2 separate regions of the Homo sapiens genome follow, and region 2 is linked to region 1. A link is an interaction called in ENCODE POLR2A ChIA-PET data of the cell type or tissue named here. Cell type or tissue: GM12878. All regions are shown on one strand. Links, peaks and the distances in the headings refer to the core of each region. The heading gives the core; the rest is flanking DNA.

The links. ChIA-PET counts read pairs that join two places held together with the same protein. Peaks named below come from ENCODE experiments on the same cell type or tissue, not always from the same donor. Only the 100,000 strongest peaks of a DNase experiment are listed, where the experiment ranks them.
Region 2: POLR2A ChIA-PET joins it to region 1 with 5 read pairs; 1 of 35 experiments calls an interaction of 5 or more read pairs at or near these places.

Annotation. Positions count from the first base shown.
Region 1 is chr5:56,257,239-56,262,570 of GRCh38, forward strand. It overlaps the pseudogene RNA5SP185. Among named protein-coding and RNA genes, the nearest start is that of ANKRD55, 27 kb to the left of the region's middle. RefSeq lists an enhancer at 381-888. In GM12878, for the core only: no CTCF peak of the experiment used is centred there; a DNase peak (open chromatin) is centred at 2,223.
Region 2 is chr5:57,216,473-57,221,804 of GRCh38, forward strand. All of the region lies in intron 3 of GPBP1 (GC-rich promoter binding protein 1), which reads left to right. Among named protein-coding and RNA genes, the nearest start is that of GPBP1, 45 kb to the left of the region's middle. In GM12878, for the core only: a CTCF peak has its summit at 4,671; DNase peaks (open chromatin) are centred at 3,142 and 4,669.

The DNA of each region.
Region 1 (5,332 bases), core at 261-5,260:
CCCTCCCTCTCTCCCTCCCTTCTTTCCTTCCTTCTTTTCCTCTCTCCCTCCTCCCTCCCTTCCTCCCCCCTCTCTTTCTTTGTGTCTTTCTCTCCTTCTATTTCTTTATTTCTTGTTTCATATTTTGTGTGCCAGCTTAGGAACCCATAAACTTTAGGGAAATAAGTTTGCAGAATTGTAGGCACCTTTGTTGTTTCCCTTCTTCAGGACTTTCCTAAGTCCTGCCTGCTTTGGCAGCTCCAAATTCTTACTTCTACTTTCTCAGCCCACTAAGACTGTTGTATTTGTATATCCCTATTCTGCAGTGTGTACATGTCCTCAAGAGAATATCTGGAATGTATGTGGACCTCATGCCATAGGGTTTTCTTTAAATCTCGCTTGTGCTTGGTGTCTCCAGTGCCTTCAGGCAATTGCTTTATGTATTTTGTGCAACGTTTATAATTTTTTTTTAAATTTTTTTAGTATTTATTGATCATTCTTGGGTGTTTCTCGGAGAGGGGGATTTGGCAGGGTCATAGGACAATAGTGGAGGGAAGGTCAGCAGATAAACATGTGAACAAAGGTCTCTGGTTTTCCTAGGCAGAGGGCCCTGCCGCCTTCCGCAGTGTTTGTGTCCCTGGGTACTTGAGATTAGGGAGTGGTGATGACTCTTAACGAGCATGCTGCCTTCAAGCATCTGTTTAACAAAGCACATCTTGCACGGACCTTAATCCATTTAACCCTTAGTGGACATAGCACATGTTTCAGAGAGCACGGGGTTGGGGGTAAGGTTATAGATTAACAGCATCCCAAGGCAGAAGAATTTTTCTTAGTACAGAACAAAATGGAGTCTCCTATGTCTACTTCTTTCCACGCAGACACAGTAACAATCCGATCTCTCTTTCTTTTCCCCACACTTCCCCCCTTTCTATTTGACAAAACCGCCATCGTCATCATGGCCCGTTCTCAATGTGCTGTTGGGTAAACCTCCCAGACGGGGTGGCTGCCGGGCAGAGGGGCTCCTCACTTCCCAGACGGGGCGGCCGGGCAGAGGTGCTCCCCACATCCCAGACGATGGGCGGCCGGGCAGAAACGCTCCTCACTTCCTAGACGGGATGACGGCCGGGAAAAGGTGCTCCTCACTTCCCAGACTGGACGGCCAGGCAGAGGGGCTCCTCACATCCCAGATGATGGGCAGCCGGGCAGAGACGCTCCTCACTTCTTAGACAGGGTGGCGGCCGGGCAGAGGCTGCAATCTCGGCACTTTGGGAGGCCAAGGCAGTCGGCTGGGAGGTGGAGGTTGTAGCGAGCCGAGATCACGCCACTGCACTCCAGCATGGGCAATATTGAGCACTGAGCGAGCGAGACTCCGTCTGCAATCCTGGCACCTCGGGAGGCCGAGGCTGGCAGATCACGCGCGGTCAGGAGCTGGAGACCAGCCCGGCCAACACGGCGAAACCCCGTCTCCACCAAAAAATACGAAAACCAGTCAGGCGTGGCGGTGCGTGCCTGCAATCCCAGGCACTCGGCAGGCTGAGGCAGGAGAATCAGGCAGGGAGGTTGCAGTGAGCTGAGATGGCGGCAGTACAGTCCAGCCTCCGCTTGGCATCAGAGGGAGACCATGCAAAGGGGAGAGAGGGAGGGGGAGGGGGAGGGGGAGAGGGAGCGTTTATAGTTACTTTTGAAGAAAGGGCTAGGTGATGCAAGCTATTTTATCATAGCTGGAGTCCTAAATCTTCTCAGTATCTAGCCTTAAAGTATTAAAGTATCTAGCCTTGAGCTGTCTGTTATCTTCAGTAAGTCTTCTAAACTTAATGGCTTCCTTTTCATAGTTTCTTCGGGGAATTAAAAGGAAAATGACTGTTTCATGTTTAGGCTGGCACAGGGTGAACAGAAGAGACCAGTCATAGAAGATGAGATATGAGGGGACAAAAATGCAGCAAAAGCAGAAAATAAAAGCAAATACTGCCTGGGAGAAATGCACAGATTACTGAGAGCTGGTGCATTGCCAGTGCACATGGAATGAGAACTATTTAGTGAGAATTTTTCTTTCCTACTCATATGTTTCTTCCTCTAAAGGGAGCCCATTTATCACAACTCTGGGTCTCTCTCTGTTTCTTTACTCACTGTGTCTCTGGGGTGGTGGAATGACTCATTTGTTTGAGAAATATGGGAAGAATTGTGGTGTATGTTTAGCTCAACTCTGTCCTCATACTGCCCACAGAAAACACGAATTTACTTATTGTCAGTAATAATACTGACAAATTTGGGTAGTCCCCTTCCACATGGCAAAGTCTCCTTGAATCTGACACTGGGACAGGGTGTTCAAGCCTTGAGTTCATTCAGCAAGAACATACGATTCTCAACGTAGACTCTTAGAACTTTGCTTTTATCTATCAAAAAGTTGCTATTTGTCCTGTATATATGTTTTTTTCCCCCTTCTCCTCAACTTGTTTAGAACCTAGATGAAAAGAGGGGTGCTATTTGTTGGGATATTCTCAAAGATCTTAACATGGACTGTCTTAGTCTTGATCTCCTAGAGAACAAAACCTAAGGGAAAGATCTGACAGTTGGTTTAAGAGGTGCAAGCCAGGGGTGTGAAAATGTTGAAAACAAATAGAAGTTAATTAAGGAAAGAGGTGAAGCTATGGGGTGTGATGTAGGATGCTGGCTTCAACTTCCCAATGAGCTGTAAAGAGATATAGGGCATCTGTCTTCATTTGGCACATGCGACTTTTTTGGAGTGTGTGTGTGTGTGTGTGTGTGTTGTGTTTTTTCTTTTTGAAACAGTCTCACTCTATCACCCAGGCTGGAGTGCAGTGGTGTGATCTCGGCTTACTGCAACCTCCCATCTCCTGGGTTCAAGCAATTCTCGTGCCTCAGCCTCCCAAGTAGCTGGGATTACAGGTGTGTGCCACCAAACCTGGCTAATTTTTGTATTTTTAGTAGAGACAGGGTTTCACCATGTTGGCCAGGCTGGTCTGGAGTGCCCGACCTCAGGTGATCCGCCAGCCTCGGCCTCCCAAAGTGCTGGAATATAGGCTTGAGCCACCGCGCCCTGCCTTTTTTGGAGAGTTTTTAAAGAGAAGCCATACTATGAATGGATGAAAGGAAGGACATATGTCTGCCTGATTCTCTTTTTTCCACCTGAGTACTAACCAGGCCCCACCCTGCTTAGCTTCCGAGAGCAGGCGAGATTGGGCTCATTCAGGGTGGTATGGCCAGACTCTGATTCTCTTTCATTTCCTGTTTCCCAATGGTCAAGATTTACTCCATGGAAAGTTAAGGCCCCTTACACTTCTGGGTGGCATCATCTAGCCCCTTCTCAGCTGCTCAGGTGCCGTGCCCCACTATGTAGCATTTCATCTGTGACACTGGGAATGAGGCGCCAACTGAGAGAAGACAGCAATTGAGGGAATCTTGAAAAAGGGCAAGGTTTATGTCCAATACAGAGACTGGAGATGTTTTCACTTTAATCTTCCTAGACTTGTGGACAGTACCTGCAGTACGTGGATCATTCATGTGAATGGCTTTCAGATTACACCAGGTAATGCTTTCTTTGTCCCAACAGTGTGATGGTCATGGGGAAAGCTTCCAGCCCCATGGGAAGCCAGCAGTGGCAATAGTTTGGGGAAGGCTGTTCTTTCAGCATTCCTCAAATCAGTGAACTTACTCAGTGGAGGGTTGGTTTGGGATGTGTTCTTGGGTTGAGGGTTTGGCCTCAATTAAATTTAAACAATAGATTCCTGTAACATAAAGAGTAAAATTATAACATTATACAATGTTATATATAGCTGAAAGGGATCTTACTCTTCCCATTCTTTTCTGAATGATTTTGTGAAGAGCCTGACAAAATCTCCTTTTCTTCCTTCTCTCCTTCTTCCTTCTCATTCTCACAAAGCAGAGAGATAAAGGCAAGAAGCCTATCACTCAAACACTGTCCCATGTCCCAGTAAACACAAACAGAGCTCCCGAAGGAGCTTTCAGAAAATTGCCCCTGCTGGCGTATTCCTTGTTTGGGTGCCAGGTGAGGGGAACCCTATTGTGTGAATACACAATGTGCCCAGTCTCTCTCCATCGAGGTCCATCACCATCTTTCTGCTGGTTGGAGATTATCACTGGCAACGCCTGCAGAGGAACCTGGGACCATATCTGCCCACTCTAGTCCCTCCACGAAAGCCGCAGGAGGATTGCCCCTTACTGACCACCTGCTGGCATGCACTGATGAAACTTCAGGTCACACAGTTGCTGCCACGGAGGTGAGAATTGGATTGGGTGGGTTAGAGCGAGTTTTGGGGTGGCAAGGCATAAAAGCAGATGGCCTGCCCTAACTGGAGGGTTTGTGCCTATTTTGCAGATTACAGAGATCTTTTGGGAAGTGGATGTGAAGGGCTCCGGAATGTTCCTGCCTGTGCCATTCCAGGGTGAGTTCTTGGGTGTTCATGCGGAAGGCCCGAATATTCTGTTATGGGTATCTTTCTACACAAAAACGTTATGCTGTACCCTCTACAACCTGTGTTCTAGTCAGTGCTAGACTTATCTGCAAAAGTGTCGGCAGAGAAAATGAGGTGAGGGTCTCTGAGAGACTGGCATTGAAAACTGGCTCTAGGGTTCTATGGGAAGAGAGGAGGGATGGCTGGGAGGCGAACTAATTTCCCAAGGCTAGAGCCTGTCTTAACGTCTCCTTTGGGGGAACCCAAGTTCTACCAAAGTTTAAAGTGGCAGAGTTTGAAGACAATACAGGCCCCAGGCCCATAGTCTGTGGATGAAACCGTAAATCTATCCCTCATCAGAGGGAGGCAGAAAGATGCTTCAAGCATGTAAACCCTGCCACTCAAGAGGTAGCGTCTAAGTGGGAGAAGAAGAAACATCATCATATGTTGGTCTAGAACAGAGATTCTCAAGTGTTTGGGTCTCAAGACTCCTTCACTCTCTTACAAGTGATAGAGGACCATAAGGAACTTTGGTATATGTGAGTTATATCAACCTATAGTTACTATACTTGAAATAAAACCCGGAGGACTTAAAAAAGTTTATTAATTTTAAAAACTCCAATAATAAACCCAATACCAATGAACATAAATACCACATATTTATGAAAATGACTTATTTTCTGAGACAAAAAATTATCAAAATGACACTGATGTATGTCTCTATAAAATGTTTGCCAATCTCTTTGATATCTGGCAAATCTCTCTTTGAGAAATGCTTTCTATCAGAAGACAGCTGGATTCTCATATCTGTTTCTGCACTAGTCTGTTTGATATCACATATCATGTAGCCTCTGGAGAGCACTAATGCACACTTGAGAGGACGAGATGAAAAAGGCGATTGATGCCTCAGTGTTATCATG
Region 2 (5,332 bases), core at 202-5,201, 960 kb after region 1:
GCACTTTGGGAGGCACAGGTGGGCAGATCACTTGAGGTCAAGAATTCGAGACCAGCCTAGCTAACATGGCCCAAACCCCGTCTCTACTAAAAATACAAAAATTAGCTAGGTGCGGTGGCATGAGAATCACTTGAACCCGGGAGGTAGAGGTTGCAGGGAGCCGAGATCGTGCCACTGCAGTCCAGCCTGGGTGAAGGAGTGAGACTCTGTCTCAAAAACAAAACAAAACAAAAAACACTAAAAGTCTGAAAATTATTCTAAGGGCACATAGCAAATGAAGAAACATTTATTTAAGAAAATCTGAAAACTTCGTGTTTCTGTACTATTCTTCTGATAACCTGCTTTACTTTCTCCTTATGAACATTTTTTCAAAGCCTTTTCATATATCTGGAACGCTTTTTTTTTTTCATATAAATAAGACTCGAATGGCTCATGACTACAATTTCAGGAATGTGAATTTTGCAATATCGTTATATATTAGGACTCACTAAGGAATGTTGATTTAACTTATATAAATAAAAATAGAATAGTTTTTTACAGGTACATTTACAGACATTCAAGGAGAGTGCAAATTATTAAAATTGTCTATTTTTAAGATGTGCTAAGAATAAATTTTTGAAGCAGATGCTAGAAATGGACTTTTTTGATAGATTATATGCCACTAGTGATTTCTTTAATAGTCTGCAAAGTGGAAAATAGCGGCGTATTCTGATAAAAAGTTGTAATACAATTTTTTTGGTCAAGTTATTTTGTTAGGGGAGCTTTTTGATGGGCCTTCCCTCCAGCATGATCTAGTGTGTAAACATAAAACAACTACTGCCTGGGTGCGGTGGCTCACGCCTATAATCCCAGCACTTTGGGAGGCCGAGGCGGGCGGATCACCTGAGGTCAGGAGTTTGAGACCAGCCTGACCAACATGGAGAAACCCCGTCTCTACTAAAAATACAAAATTATCCCGGTGTGGTGGTGCATACCTTAATCCCAGCTACTTGGGAGGCTGAGGCTGGAGAATCGCTTTAACCGGGAGGGTGGAGGTTGTGGTGAGCCGAGATTGTGCCATTGCACTCCAGCCTGGGCAAGAAGAGTGAAATACTGTCTCAAAACAAACAAACAAAAAACACAAAAAAACACAACTACAAGTGGTCAAAGATCTACCTGTAACTGTCTAGATATTTGCCTCTAAATAATGAGACAATGCGAATGCAAAGAGCCAGTATGATTAAGAATATGACCATTTTCAGAAAAAGCATATTGACTCTCTTGGGTCAGATATGGTGGCTCACACCTATAATCCCAGTACTATGGGAGGCTGAGGCTGGAGAATCTCTTGAGGCCAGGAGTTTGAGAACAGCCTGGGCAACATGGTGAAACCCTGCCTCTCTACAAAAGTAAATTAAATAAATGAAAATTTTCACACAGATTAAGAGTTTATTTAAAAATATCTTTCTCATAAATACTAGTTAATTTCTTTTCACTTATGAAATTTTTTATAGTAATTTATACTTTTGGTTCAGGCAAGCTGTGTTCATTTTGATTTAAAGTAATTCCTATAGGTGTTTTGACTTTTCTAGACTATAAGACCTGTGTAAAAGAAAAAAAAACAAAAAAACCCCACTTTTTTTCCTCTCTACTCTCAACACAGAACACTTCTATAACCACATAATTTGGATTCTCCCCCTCAAAGCAGTTCTCCAGCAGACACTACCTGGGTATCCTATAATTCATTTCAGTTCTGACACTGTCTGCTTGGGATAGGGTCAGATCCCACAGGTTAAATGTTCAGTCCCACAAGACTGCTTTCACTTCAGATGCCAATAGCCAGTCCCAGTCACCAGTACTCCTCACTGGTTACAAACCAGGATTTCTGCAACCACCCCCATTGGGTCTGAACAATTTGTTGGGATGGCTCAAAGAATTCAGGGAAACACATTTGCTGATTTTATTATAAAGGATACAGGTGAATAGATTGATAATGGTGAGGTATTAGGTGAGGGGAGGTGGTGTGGTGTGTGGAGCTTCCATGCCCTGTCTGGGTGTACTACCCTCCCAGCACTTTCATGTGTTCAGCAATTGGTCTATGGGTGGTGGGGCTGAAAGTTCATACCCTCTAATCACTTGATTTTTCCTGTTACTGGCCCTGTGCTGAGACTGTTGGGGGCCCCAGTCTAAGTGACTATTAACATAAACTTGAGTTATCACAGGGACTTGATAACTTGATTTCACCTCAAGTGATCCGCCTGCCTCTACCTCCCAGTGTGCTGGGATAACAGGCGTGAGCCACCACGCTCGAGCCAGAATCAATTTTATAATTTGGCATTTTGTTCTCCCATAAGGACTTACCAGGTCCTAATAAATTTTGGCCATATGTGTTGAAAAAGATACACTTAAGTTATAAAATTCTCCTATAGAATATAATTTTAGGGTTTGAAGATGGATCTTAGTGATCATCTAAACCTTATACAGATTTTGGAAGGTTAACTGAATTGTTTTCACATAGCTGATTAGTGTGAGCCTAGATTAGAATCCAGGATGTATCTCCTATTCTGTGATCTTTCCATAGGACTCATTTTGGAATTCTGTAAAATGAGTAAAAATTCATAGACTGTAAAAAAGGGATTTGAGGCCGGGCGTGGTGACTCACGTCTGTAATCCCAGCACTTTAGGAGGCCAAGGCTGGTGGATCACCTGAGGTCAGGAGTTCAAGACCAGCCTGGCCAACATGGTGAAACCCCGTTTCTACTAAAAATACAAAAATTAGCCGGGTATGGTGGCACATGCCTGTGGTCCCAGCTACTCGGGAGGCTGAGGCAGGAGAATTGCTTGAACCCGGGAGGCAGAGGTTGCAGTGAGCCCAGATCCCGCCACTGAACTCCAGCCTGGGTGACAGAGCGAGACTCTGTCTCAAAAAAAAAAAAAAAAAAAAAAAAAAAACCAAAAACAAACAAACAAAAAAAAAAACAACAAAACCACACACACAAAAAACAAATAATTAAAATTTAAAAAAAAAGGTACTTGAAATTGTTGGGGAATGGAGACCTCTGTTGATTAAGCCACTGAAATCAATTCTTGTTATTGACTTTTGCCACCTTCTCATTCGTGTGTGGGTCCCTGGAATTCCCCTGTACCGAGCTGCTCTTGTTTGTCTTTTAAGTCAGCATTTTCCCCAGTCCTGCCTGGATGCATATGGGTTTCCTGCTTTCCTCTTTTGTCATTTTCTCTGAAATAAATGTAAGACTTCTTGTAATTTTTAAGTGATTTCATAGCTAACATAAAGCACAGTAATAAAAATTAGCATCTGGGCCGGGTGCGGTGGCTCATGCCTGTAATCCCAGCACTTTGGGAGGCCGAAGCAGGGGGATCACCTGAGGTTGGGAGTTCGAGACCAGCTGGACCAACGTGGAAAAACCCTGTCTCTACTAAAAGTACAAAACTAGCTGGGCTTGGTGGCGCGTGCCTGTAATCCTAGCTACTCGGGAGGCTGAGCAGGAGAATCGCTTGAACCTGGGAGGCAGAGGTTGTAGTGAGCTGAGATCGTGTCATTGCACTTCAGCCTGGGCAACAAGAGTGAGACCCTGTCTCAAAAAAAAAAAAAAAATCTGGAAAGATACACAAAACATTAAAAAAAGCTTGTAAATACTTGTCTTCATTTAAATGTTAACTTGAAGTTAAGATTGGTAATTTAAAAAATTAAAAAAAAAATAGAGACAGGGTCTCACTATCTTGCCCAGGCTGGTCTTGAACTACTGAGCTCAGGAGATGCTTCTGCCTTGGCCTCCCAAAGTGTGATTACAGATGTGAGCCATTGAGCCTGGCTGATAATTGTTAACGTGCGTTGAAATTCTCAATGCTTTTTGGACCTGACTCTTGATTAATTTATATAGGCCCTCATAATGATGATGATTTTACTCTTAGAATTTGGAACACCAGTTCTAAATTCTGAATTCTTCTAATTAAAAATTAGCTTTAGAAAATAGTTGACAATTTAAACTTTTTTTTTTTTTTTTTGAGATGGAGTCTCGCTCTGTCGCCCAAGCTGGAATGCAGTGGTGTGATCTCTGCTCACTGTAACCTCTGCCCCCCAGGTTCAAACGATTCTCCTGCCTCAGCCTCCTGAGTAGTTGGGATTACAGGTTCCTGCTATCACACCCAGCTGATTTTTGTATTTTTAGTAGAGATGGGGTTTCATCATATTGTCCAGGCTGGTCTTGAACTCCTGACCTCAGGTGATCAACCTGACTCGGCCTCTCATAGTGCTAGGATTACAGGCACGAGCCACTGCACCCCGCCCAATTTGAACTCTTAACTAGCAGTATTTGAGATTTGTTTCTTTGCCCAAAGTGGTTTTGACAAACACAATACTTTCTAGTGATACTTTTATTGTACCTTTTCTGTCTTATTCTTTCTCAGAATCATCATTTATGAATTCTATTTGTAATTAACCTCTTGTTTTCTGCCATAGACTTTTGTTTACCCACATCGTTTCTCTTTTTAATATTGTTCTGAGTAATTGGAACAGACATTAATTAGTATTGCATTCTCTACTTAAACGGCAGTATTTATTTTTTGTTTGAAAAGATGACATGAAGATTTGAATTAAGGGTAAAAATGTTTTCAGAACTGTATGGCAGTAGTTTTGAGATGTGTAGAACTTTAGCCCCATCATGTGGTAAAAATTTAAACTGCATGTGGCTGAGTATAAATCTCTTATTTAGGGCAGTGACTTTTAAACTGTTGATTGTGACCTGTAGTGAGAAGGATATTTTACACAGTCTTTTCATTTTCATGTATATGTAACAAATTTTATATACCTGTGGCGCACTAGTTTTTTCTTTTGTGATTTTCTAGTTTTTTTAAATTCCATTAAATAATGCCAATTGTGACTGATCTTATCATTTGTTAATAGGTCCTGACCAGCAGTTTGAAAGTAAGTATTACTGAAAGAATATTGAACAGATATTGAAAAATTTAGATAACTAGCAAATTCCATTTGTTATGCTAGGAAGGATGACAAAATAATCCCTGTAAACAGGATGCTGTATCTTCATAATTGTTTGATGAAAGATTTCGGGGTTGTGGTATTAAAAGGGTAGATGAATGGTATAAAATAGAAAGTTGGAGATTTTTTTTCTTTTTAAACAAAAAATGTGGTGGAACTTTACTATGATGAATACATTTTCATGTTTGTATTCAATAATCTGTAGTTTTCTCTGTAGTGTATAATAGTAGCATTTTTTGATTCTTTTATGGCAGTGTTAAAAAGATTAGTATTACTGTACCAAAACTTTCCTTTGACAATGTAAGCAGTGTCAGCTTGCGATGAAAATGTAGGCTA